Linked DNA regions of Mus musculus: region 2 is linked to region 1. A link is a loop called in an ENCODE intact Hi-C map of the cell type or tissue named here. Cell type or tissue: gastrocnemius. All regions are shown on one strand.

Evidence for each region. Hi-C counts contacts between places; a loop is a spot of excess contacts. Peaks named below come from ENCODE experiments on the same cell type or tissue, not always from the same donor. Only the 100,000 strongest peaks of a DNase experiment are listed, where the experiment ranks them.
Region 2: it touches region 1 in a loop (2.4-fold over the local background); 5 of 42 quality-filtered maps call a loop at or near these places.

The regions. Positions count from the first base shown.
Region 1 is chr9:44,246,706-44,251,705 of GRCm38, reverse strand. It overlaps Ccdc153 (coiled-coil domain containing 153), which reads right to left. Exons shown (of 7, transcript NM_001081369.2): 7 at 4,400-4,949. The coding sequence ends at 4,821. Pdzd3 (PDZ domain containing 3) reads left to right here and starts at 242. Exons shown (of 11, transcript NM_133226.2): 1 at 242-266; 2 at 681-708; 3 at 850-923; 4 at 1,244-1,455; 5 at 1,674-1,863; 6 at 1,959-2,095; 7 at 2,267-2,471; 8 at 2,663-2,859; 9 at 2,944-3,150; 10 at 3,275-3,475; 11 at 3,690-4,394. The coding sequence starts at 251. The coding sequence ends at 3,719. In gastrocnemius, a CTCF peak has its summit at 2,023 (motif pointing left); DNase peaks (open chromatin) are centred at 1,086 and 2,020; H3K4me3 peaks cover 941 bases; H3K27ac peaks cover 1,358 bases.
Region 2 is chr9:44,387,446-44,392,445 of GRCm38, reverse strand. It overlaps Hyou1 (hypoxia up-regulated 1), which reads right to left. Exons shown (of 26, transcript NM_021395.4): 17 at 4,573-4,758; 18 at 4,268-4,440; 19 at 4,081-4,168; 20 at 3,842-3,964; 21 at 3,521-3,654; 22 at 3,324-3,408; 23 at 2,975-3,215; 24 at 2,819-2,869; 25 at 1,560-1,610; 26 at 77-1,457. The coding sequence ends at 1,396. Among named protein-coding and RNA genes, the nearest start is that of Gm26306, 6.0 kb to the left of the region's middle. In gastrocnemius, CTCF peaks have their summits at 785 (motif pointing right) and 2,915; DNase peaks (open chromatin) are centred at 797 and 2,944; H3K27ac peaks cover 759 bases.

The DNA.
Region 1 (5,000 bases):
GACAGTAACCTGCTTTTTGTTGTGCATAAGAGCAACTGAGCGTCGTAAGAGGTAGGGCGCAAGACCTGGGGGCAGAAGGAACTTACACTCGCACTTTGCAGAGAATAAGTCCCATTGCTGTTAACCATTACCCCAATGCTTCCTTGCAGCGTCTTCAAGAAGGCGTGACTCGGGAGGGGGCAGGTGGGAGGGTCAGCTGGTTATAATGAACCTTGTCCCTACTCTTAAGTCCTGGGTCAGTGATCCAACTATGGAGGCAGCTGCAGGTAGGAAGTAAGGCGATATCCTTGAAAGGGGACTTTGGGGTGGCGGCAGAGGGGGCAGATTTGGAATCTCTGGGTCTAGAACACACTTGCTATCGGGGCTTGGAGCCCTATAGGAATAGGAATGAGGTGGGCTTATAGATCTATCTTCCTGGCCCACACCTTCTGCTGATAGGCTCAGATTTATGTTCCACAGTACTGGGGGAGGAAAATACAGGGGAGTCAGCACCCGTGTGTGTGTGTGTGTGTGTGTGTGTGTGTGTGTGTGTGTGTGTGTGTGTGTGTGTGTGAAGACAGAGAAGCAGAATGGAAAGGGGTTGGGTTTCTCCTAAACCTTTTTGGTTTTTTATCACGAGAGTCCCGTCTCTGGGTGGGGTGGGGAGTGTGTCTCTCCTCTCACTCTCCTTTGTCCCGCAGATCTTCGGGACACGGCCTTGTTAACTCTGTAAGTAGTCTGAGGGCTGGAGAAGAACAACTGAAGGGGGTGGGGGGGACGACTCTCAGCTGGCAGCAGCACCTAAAGTAGAATCTGGGACCCAAGTCCAGCTCCCAGCACCTCTTATTTGCCTCTCCTGCCTCCTTATAGGAAGTTTAAGTTTAATCCAAGGCTGGGCATTGACAATCCTGTCCTCTCCCTCGCTGAAGACCAGGACCAATCTGGTAACCCCCTCACCCTTGGCAACTGTTTCCTTTCCCTAGAGACACTAGGGTGCCACACAGCCTCCTATCTCCTTGGTAACTGCTAACTGCCTCCCTCTGATATCAGTAACTAAGCAGAAGTAGAGGGGGAAGACATCCCTTTGCTTTAGCCTCCCAGCCCACGCAGAGTTCATTCAGCTATAAAGCCCGCCCTCTCACTGGCTGGAAGCTGACCAGCGCTCTCACAGGAAAGCAGGGTCTGCCAGTCTTTTGATGCCCCTGTACCAGGGCTGTGCCCCCTCCTTCTTTTTTTTTTTTCTGCTACCTGTCTCCTCCTCCAGATCCCTGGAACCTGCACCGGCCTCGCTTTTGTCTGTTGAGCAAGGAGGAGGAAAAGACTTTTGGGTTCCATTTGCAGCAGCATCTAGGCAAGGCTGACCATGTGGTGTGCAGGGTCGATCCGGGCACCTCAGCCCAGCGCCAGGGTCTCCGGGAAGGAGATCGGATCCTAGCGGTGAACAATAATATTGTGGCACATGAGGACCACGCGGTGGTGAGGCTGGGCTGGGACTCCTCGTGGTACAAAAGAACATTCCATAGCACTTCATGGGCCAAGCCTCACTCTCCTCAGACCCCATGATTTGGAGGTACCTAGGGAGAAAGATTGAGTGAAGGCAACTACAGACGTGGGTTTCACAGTGAAAACGCACGTTCTAGGGGATCCTGGGATTTCAGAGGGCCAACCTTTTTCTCCTGTGTCCCCTTTTATAGGTAGTGCGCTACATCCGGGCCAGCGGTCCCCGGGTATTGCTGACAGTCTTGGCACAACACGTGCATGATGTGGCGCGTGTTCTGCAGGGGAGTGACGCTTTCCTCTGTCCTACCCTACCCTCGGGGGTCAGGCCCCGGTTGTGCCATGTAGTAAAAGATGAAGGCGGCTTTGGCTTCAGCGTCACCCACGGTGAGCTTAGGGCCTGCTATGGGTGGGCAGGGTTGGGGAGCTTAGCTTCGGTTCTAGGTAGGCAGCAGGCTGGGACTTACTTTTTCTGCCTTTAGGAAGTCGAGGTCCTTTCTGGTTGGTGCTCAGTGCAGGAGGAGCTGCTGAGAGGGCAGGGGTGCCCCCTGGAGCCAGGCTGCTGGAAGTGAATGGGGCCAGTGTGGAGAAGCTCACATACAACCAGCTCAATAGGAAGGTAGGGCTTCCTGCGGTGACTCCCTACATGAACTCTCCCTCCTTACCCTCTTCTTTTCCCTCTAGTTTGCATGAGGCTTGCCCTCATTCCGGGTCCCCGGGAGGAGCTAGATGCCTGCCTTTCTGTCCCACACAGATGTCCCATGCTTACATTCTTGCTCTGCCCTCACAGCTTTGGCAGAGTGGAGATCAGGTGACTCTGCTGGTGGCAGGGCTGGAGGTAGAGGAACAGTGTCACCAACTAGGAATGCCTCTTGCTGCACCCCTGGCAGAGGGCTGGGCATTGCCCGCCAAGCCCCGATGTCTAAACATAGAGAAAGGACCTGAAGGCTTTGGGTTCCTGCTCCGGGAGGAGAAGGGCCTGGATGGCCGACTTGGTGAGTGGCAGCTCTGGGGGTTGGTAGGAAGCTGGACGATAGGCTGGCCATACACATTCAATTGTGCTTCTCAGCATCCATGAGCGATGCCCCACAGCCCCCAGCGGCAGCTTTCCATGCACTGTAGAGTTAGTTCCTGGGAGAGCATGGGCGTGAGTCAGGGGAGAGCAGTGAAGATGTCTCTGTCCCAGGGCAGTTCTTGTGGGACGTGGATCCAGGACTACCAGCTGACAAGGCTGGGATGAAGGCTGGAGACCGCCTGGTGGCTGTGGCCGGGGAAAGCGTGGATGGGCTGGGCCATGAGGAAACAGTGTCTAGAATCCGGGCACAGGGCTCTTGTGTCTCTCTCATTGTCGTCGATCCTGAGGCTGACCGCTTCTTCAGCATGGTATGTGACTGGGTTGGGGAGAGGGCAGAAATGGAGCAGGGCTCAGGTGCCACAGGTTTTTCTCCCCCCACCGTACCTCCCCAGGTACGCCTGTCTCCCCTCCTCTTCTTGGAGAACACTGAGATTGCTGCTCCTCCTCTGGCAGAGACCAAGGATCTTCCGGTTGAAGACACAGTTGAGCCTTCTGGCCTTGCTGGCTCCTGCCAATGCTTCTTGTACCCGGGGCCTGGAGGTGGCTATGGATTCAGACTCTGCTGTGTGGCCAGTGGGCCTTGTCTTTTCATCTCCCAGGTGACTGATGCACCATGTGCCTTGGAATCTACCCATCATTCACCACCTACCTTTCTCTGCCCCCCAGTCTGCCCAGCCGTAGAACACCTAACCAATACTTTTGTGTATCCCCTTACACTGCCAGGTGACCCCAGGAGGCTCAGCTGCCCGGGCAGGGCTGCAAGTGGGAGATACAGTTTTGGAGGTGAACGGATATCCTGTGGGCGGAGACAGTGAACTGGACAGGCTTCAGCAACTGACTGAGGCTGAGCCACCCCTCTGCCTGAAGCTAGGAGCTAGGAATCCGCAGGGCTTAGAAGCCTGGATTTCCTTGGAGTCTGGAGAGGTGAAGTCAAAGAGACAAATGGAATTATGAGAAGGGCAGAGAGGAGGGCTAACGGGTCGAGCTGTGTGAGATGTGCAGGAGGGAACCGTTGGTCATAGGAGGTGGGGACAGAAGGATTGGAGGACAAAGTCCTATTCCTGAGCAGAGCATGTTGGGGCAGGAAAGTGAACTCTTCTGGTTTGAGACTGACTCCCCTTGTTCTCTCCGTATGTAGGACTGGACTCTGGCTTCAGAGTTGCTATAGGACATCCCTGTTCAGCCTAGCTTACCAGCATAGACTTGCCTAGTAGTTCTCCTGCCCTCGCTCTGCACCCTGAGGTGGAGGGAGCTGGGAACAATCTCTTGAAGTTGGAATTGGGAGCTGGAGGATTCAGAAACCACCAATCACAGGACTGCCAGGGACCTTCTCCTTTCTCATGAGCCTACCTCCAGCAGAGGGGTGTGGACAGAGACCGAAGGCGGGCTCCACAGGGAGCCTGAGACGCCACAGGATGCTATATGTGGACATTTTGGGGAGCTGTGCGCCAAAGATGCAGTTCTGCTCAAGAAGATGACGCTGTGGAGCCACCGAGGATTGAAGCCATGGAGAACATAGGTTAGATGTGGCTCTGTTGTCATCTGGCAGAAGGATTGATTGGAGGTGTATCTTCCTTCTACTGTGGATACCTTAGAGTCTTGGGAGCTGGTTCTTGGCTATTGTAATGTCCTGGTACAGCCTTTCCCAGCTGGCTGGTGAGATAGCTTAAAAGGTAAAGGTGCTGGCTTCTAAGCCTGGCAACCGGAGTTGACTCACCAGAACCACACGGTAGAAGAAGAGAACCAGCTCCTGGAATTTGCCCTCTGACCTCTTTGTGAGCACTTTAGTATACATACGCTACTGTCCAAATAAATAAGTAAATGTATGTATATGTATACAGACACACACACAGGATTTGTGTTTTATTGGTCAGGAAAAAAAACCAAGATTGGTTTGGTTTTTCAAGACAGGGTTTCTCTGTACAGCCCTGGCTATCCTGGAACTCACTGTAGACCAGGCTGGCCTTGAACTCAGAAATCCGCCCGCCTCTGCCTCCCAATTGTGTGAATTAAAGGTATGCACCGCCGTGCCCATTTAAGCCAAGATAGTTTAAAGGGACCAAAAGTACTCCAGGCTTAAGGGAATGGGATCTAGTTTCTGCAGGAAAGGGTTTAGAACATTGTCTACTTCTTACCACTCAGTGTTTAGGACAATGGGTCAACCCAGAACATAGATGTCCTCACTGCCAAAGGCCATAATCCATAGTTCTATTGAATTCTACATCAAGTTGCTTTATTGATAGGGCTTAGGGATTAGAGGCCAGCGGTTTCAAAGATCCAGGGGGTTGAGACCAAATTGCCGCAGTTGCTCCTTGAGTCTGGTGTGGAGTCTCAGCACATTTGCATCCCAGTGAGGCTTGACCACTCTCAGCTTGGCCAGTAGACAGTCCAGGTTGTCCTGTGAACACCCAGCTTTCAGCTTCCAGGGAGGGAGGGGACAGTGAAGGTT
Region 2 (5,000 bases), 140 kb before region 1:
GGAAACCTGACTCATACACTACCTGTGTGAAAACACACAACAAACAGACAAACAAGGGAGGGAAGAAGCAAACACATACAACCTATAGAAAAGAATATTTTATTGAAACAGTTTCTCAATTAACAATGGAACAAAGTACAATTTGATTCAAACCTGTCCAACCAGCCTGAACTGCTAACTAAAGAACTCCAACACACAGGAGGGAACAGTGAAGGACCTATAGGCCCCTCTGCCAATGTGGCACAAAAAAAAAAAAAAAAAAAAAAAAAAGGCGGGGTGGGGGGTGGAAAGTAGGGTGAGAGGGTGAGGTTGGGGTAGAAAAGACAAAACGACTGACATCAGGTTTGCTTTGCCCCTGCACTGGGGTGGCCCTAGCTCCGGCTACAGGTGCAATACTGGAGGACAGGCACTCTAGGCATGGTTATAGCAGGCAAGGGCCTCTCCTTCCTAGCGAAGTACACTGTCAAGTTGAACCCTGACCCCTCGTCTTTACCCACAAAGCTTGCCTGAGAGTGAGGTGGCATTTTTACATTCACTCCATGGTCTCTCCGTCCCCCAGGGTCTTGGGAAAGGGGCTCACAGTAGATAGCACATTTTTGGTCAGCCCAGGGGGAAGGAGGAAAGAGCATGAAGGGGTAGGTGTCACAGGAACTGGGGCTGACAAGGATGTCGAGTGCCTGCAGTATACTTGCATCCTTGCCAGCCACTCTCCGGACCTGTACTGTCCTGGGTCCAACAACCCATTCAGGGCTACAGGGCTTTCCCTTCTTGCCTGCTCCCCGCTTACTCCAGCCACCAGGGGTCGCATGAACCATGAGAGCATATTTACTCTATAGACAGTCCAGATGAAAGTCTTTGGGCAAGAAGACCATAGTCCTGTCTGCACAGGGAAGGAAAGGACAGAAGAGCCAAGGAGGAAGGACAAGGGAAGAGAAGACACAGAAGAGAAAAGAGGCACTCAGAAACCAAGTGGGACTGAGGCTCTGTAGACACTGGCCCAAACAGGACACTGATTTTGTGGAAGAGGAAAAGATGAAAGGATGCTGTGAAGACTGGCCACTTTCCAGTGACCCATAACATCCTTCCCACTACCAGGTCTCCAACAACTACTGGCAGCCATTCTCTCACTTACCCACAGGCAAAGAATTAAGACATAATAGTGATTTTTCCCAAACACAGGGCCAGAGAGTAGGAGACCAGAGGGTGGGGCTGGGGACAGAACTAGAGCCGGTTTCACCCATAGAGCTACTCTAGGACTGAGCAGCCACCTCCTGTCCCAGCTGAGAGAAGGAACTTGAGCCCCTGAGGGACCAACCCCCACTCCAACCCTGATGTATAATAAATAGAGGTGGTAGGAGAAGGGGCTGGAGCCAAGTCGGAAGGCAGGAGCTGGGGTTATAGTTCATCGTTCTTTGAAGGCCGCTTCTGTCCTGCTGACTGCTCTTCCTGTTCAGGTCCTGTTGGAGGGGGAGGGGAGGAGAATAGCAGTGTAAGGCTCAACAGCCTCTTCTTTCCCTCCAACCCTAACAAGCTGCCAATGCCCCAGGCTCCTCTCTTACCAGCTCCAGGACCTCCTAATTCCAGAGGCTCCGAGTCTGCTGGTTCCGTACCTGCATTTTAGAAGGAAAAGGCCAGTCACTAAACAAGTGAGACCTACAAATCCAGTGGTACACATAGAAGATGTGTGAGCCACATCTGGGGTGTCTCCCTTTTTTCTTTTTTAAATTTTTATTTAATGTTTATGGGTGTTGTGCTTGCACATATGCCTGTGCACTATATATGTGCCTTGGGAGGCCAGAATAGGGAATCAGGTCCTCTGGAACTGGAGTTACAGACAGTTGTGAGCCATCAGCTACAAGCTGAAAACAGAAACTGACTTCACTGAAGAGGAGCCGGAACTCTTAAGCATTGAGTCATCTCTCCAGACCTTTCTCCCACAAATTTTTACATTTCTCTGGTCTAGGGCTATAGAAAGAAACAGTCAGAAAGAAAAGAAAGAAAGAAAGAAAGAAAGAAAGAAAGAAAGAAAGAAAGAAAGAAAAGGAAGGAAGAAAGAAAAAAAGAATATATAAGCCAGGTGTGGTAGTGTATGCCTTTATACCAGCCCTTGAGAGGCAGAGTCAGGTGAATCTATTGAGTTCAAGGCCAGCCTGGTCTACAAAGCAAGTTCCAGGTCAATCAGGATTACACACAGAGAAGCCCTATCTCAAAAAACAAAAACAAAACAACAACAAAAAAGTATATGTTTTGCCCATGCATGTGGAGGCCAGAGGTTGATGCAGGGTTTCTTCCTCGTTGCTTGCTTGCTTTCTTCCCCGCCCCCCCCCCCGCCCCGAGACAGGGTTTCTCTGTATAGCCCCAGCTGTCCTGGAACTCACTTTGTAGACAAGACCTGCCTCTGCCTCCCAAGTGCTGGGATTAAAGGTGTGCGCCATCACACCCGGCTCGTTGCTTACTTTCTTATATATTTGGGGAAGGTCTCTCACTTGAATCTGGAGTTGGTACTTCATCTAGATAAGCTAACACACCTGCTTTAGCCACCTTTCTCTTCCACCTGGCATAGTAAATGGGCAGCCTGGCTGCATGGCATTTACAAGGGTGCTGGGGATCTCAACTCTTAGCCTCACACTGTGCAATTAAGCACTTACCACTGAGCCATCTCCCCAGCCTGTCTTTGCCCTTGTTTTTTTTCCAAAGAAAACGCAATGCTTCTAAAAACTAAAGGCCACCACATTCACCGACCTGAAATAGAGCATACTTGCCAATTTGCCTGCCCCTAGACTAATGAAATGTCTCATTCCCCAGGTCCCCAACTCACCAGTCTCTTCTTTGTCAGGTTCTAAAATGGGTTTCGCCTCTTCAGTCTGGCCTAGAGGGAAACCAAAAGTTAGATGCAGTCCTACGAGAGAGAGGCAGGTGGCGCTCTGACTGCTCACAGGACCAATCGTTGCTCCAGCCAAGCATCTCTCCTCACCTGCAGGTGGAATGACCTTCTCCTCTTGGTCACCAGCACTGGCATTGAGGGGAGGTTCTGCCCGGGTGCCATTCTTGTCTTTGGGCCGTGGCCGTGGCTTGGTAAACTTGGCCTTATTGAGTAGATACTGTACCTCCCGGTCCAGGGCCATCATTTTGGCCTCAATGTCTTTTGAAAGCAGCACAGGCTTCTCTGTGGCAGGAAGCTTGGCTTGTTCGGCCAGAGTTGCATTCTTCCAGGCCTGGGGATGAAGCCAGAAGACTCAGAACTAGCCCTGGATGTGGCAGCTTCACTCTCATCATCCCAGGGTACCAGCTAAAGTGTCCAGTTACAAATGACAAGAGCTTACCCAGGTGTCATTGATGACTTTCTCTAATGTCGTCATCTCCACTTCAGTGAAGACCTGGTCCATCTCCGGGATGAGCCGGGCACCCCTAGGAGCCAAAGAGGAAAAGATCAGCCTAGGGCAGATGAGAAGCTGGCAGAAAGGAGAACCATGGTCTCAGCAGGACTACACAAAGAAGGAAGGGAGCAAAGAACACTCACTTGAGGAAAATGCTGGAATGGTTGAGGAGATTATCCAGAGCTGAAAGCCGCTCTGGCCATTTCCTGCGTTCTTCCACCCGAAAAAACAGCCCTTGGCACAGCTTTCTCAGCTCAGCCAGCTTGTCCTTCAGCATCTGACGGACATGAGGAGGAAGAGGAGGGCTGAAGTGCAGCAGGAGCATCCTGGACCCAGCCCTGCATCTTGCTTCATCCTGACACCCCAGCTCTTCTCACTCTGGCCCTGGAAGCGGGGGTGGGATGAGGGGCTGGGGACACGGGCAGCACTCCCATCTGCCTGCCACATCTCAGAAGGCTCCTCACCACAGTGGTGGCTCCAAATCCCTCATCCTCCAGCCAGGTAGAAGTGGCGCTGAGTTTCCCCGAGATCTCCTCCCGCTGTTCCTCAGTGGACACTTCCTGGTACTCAGGCTGGTACAGCTTGTCCTGTCAAGGACACCAATCCATGCAGGCAGCAGTCTTTGGGGCAAGGGTCAGAGCCACATGTCCCTAAGTGGAAGCTCTGGGGAGGCAGGGCATGCTTGCTGCCCTTGCCTGCTCACCTGGGTCTCAAAGATGAAAGCCTCCAAGCTGTTGGCAGCTTTCTCCCTCTCCTGCTTCTCTAGGTCGCGCAGGGTCAGTTCTTCAAGTCTGTGGGATGAGAAGGTAGGAAGAGGTGAGGCTGGAACTGGGGGCCTTCCAGGATCACCTTTCCACACCCGGCTCATCTTCCACACGGCCAGCACTTACTTCTGCACAGAACGGGCCAGCTCATCCTCTGGCAAGTCAGGCAGGTCCAAGACAGCCAGCTCCACACCTATCTCCTCCACCATTTTCTGCTTCCGGGCAGGTTTCGGCTTTTTGTCCTCCTCAGGAGCTGGAGCAGCACCCTCAGGCCCTGCTTGCCCCTTCTCATTGGGCTTCTGGTAGAAAGAGCAGTGATGTAATAAGGAAAACCATTAGCTGTCTCCTCCTCTAAAGGCATGAAGGAAGCGGCTTGCTTCCCCTCAGTGTCAGCCCGTGGACTCTACCCTCTTCCCCTGCAGGCAGCTCACCTGGGCCTCAGGCTTGTCCCCACTCTCTTTTTCATCAGGTTTCTCTCCCTCACGGGCTGCATCCCCCTTAGGCTCAGAGGGTGGAGGCTGAGAGGTCTCCTCTGCTGGGGGTTCAGCTTCTTCCTTGAGTTCCCCCTGCTCTGCAGGCTCATCCTTGCTCCCCTCAGCGGGGCTCTCCTCTTCCTCCTGGTAGACATTACAGGGACCCCAAAAGTTATATACATTGTTAGCTGAGCCTCTGACCATATCAGCTCCTCTGTTTGGAAAGGGAACACTGCTCAGCATAAAGCCTGGGTCAAGCAGATGACACTGGTAGGCACATGGGCTGTTGGGATTCCAGATACAGGAGAACAAAGGGAGGGCAGGTGGTAATGAAAACAAGCAGCCCTGGGTTCTGGTAGTGGCTCAAATCCACCGAAGCAGGAGCA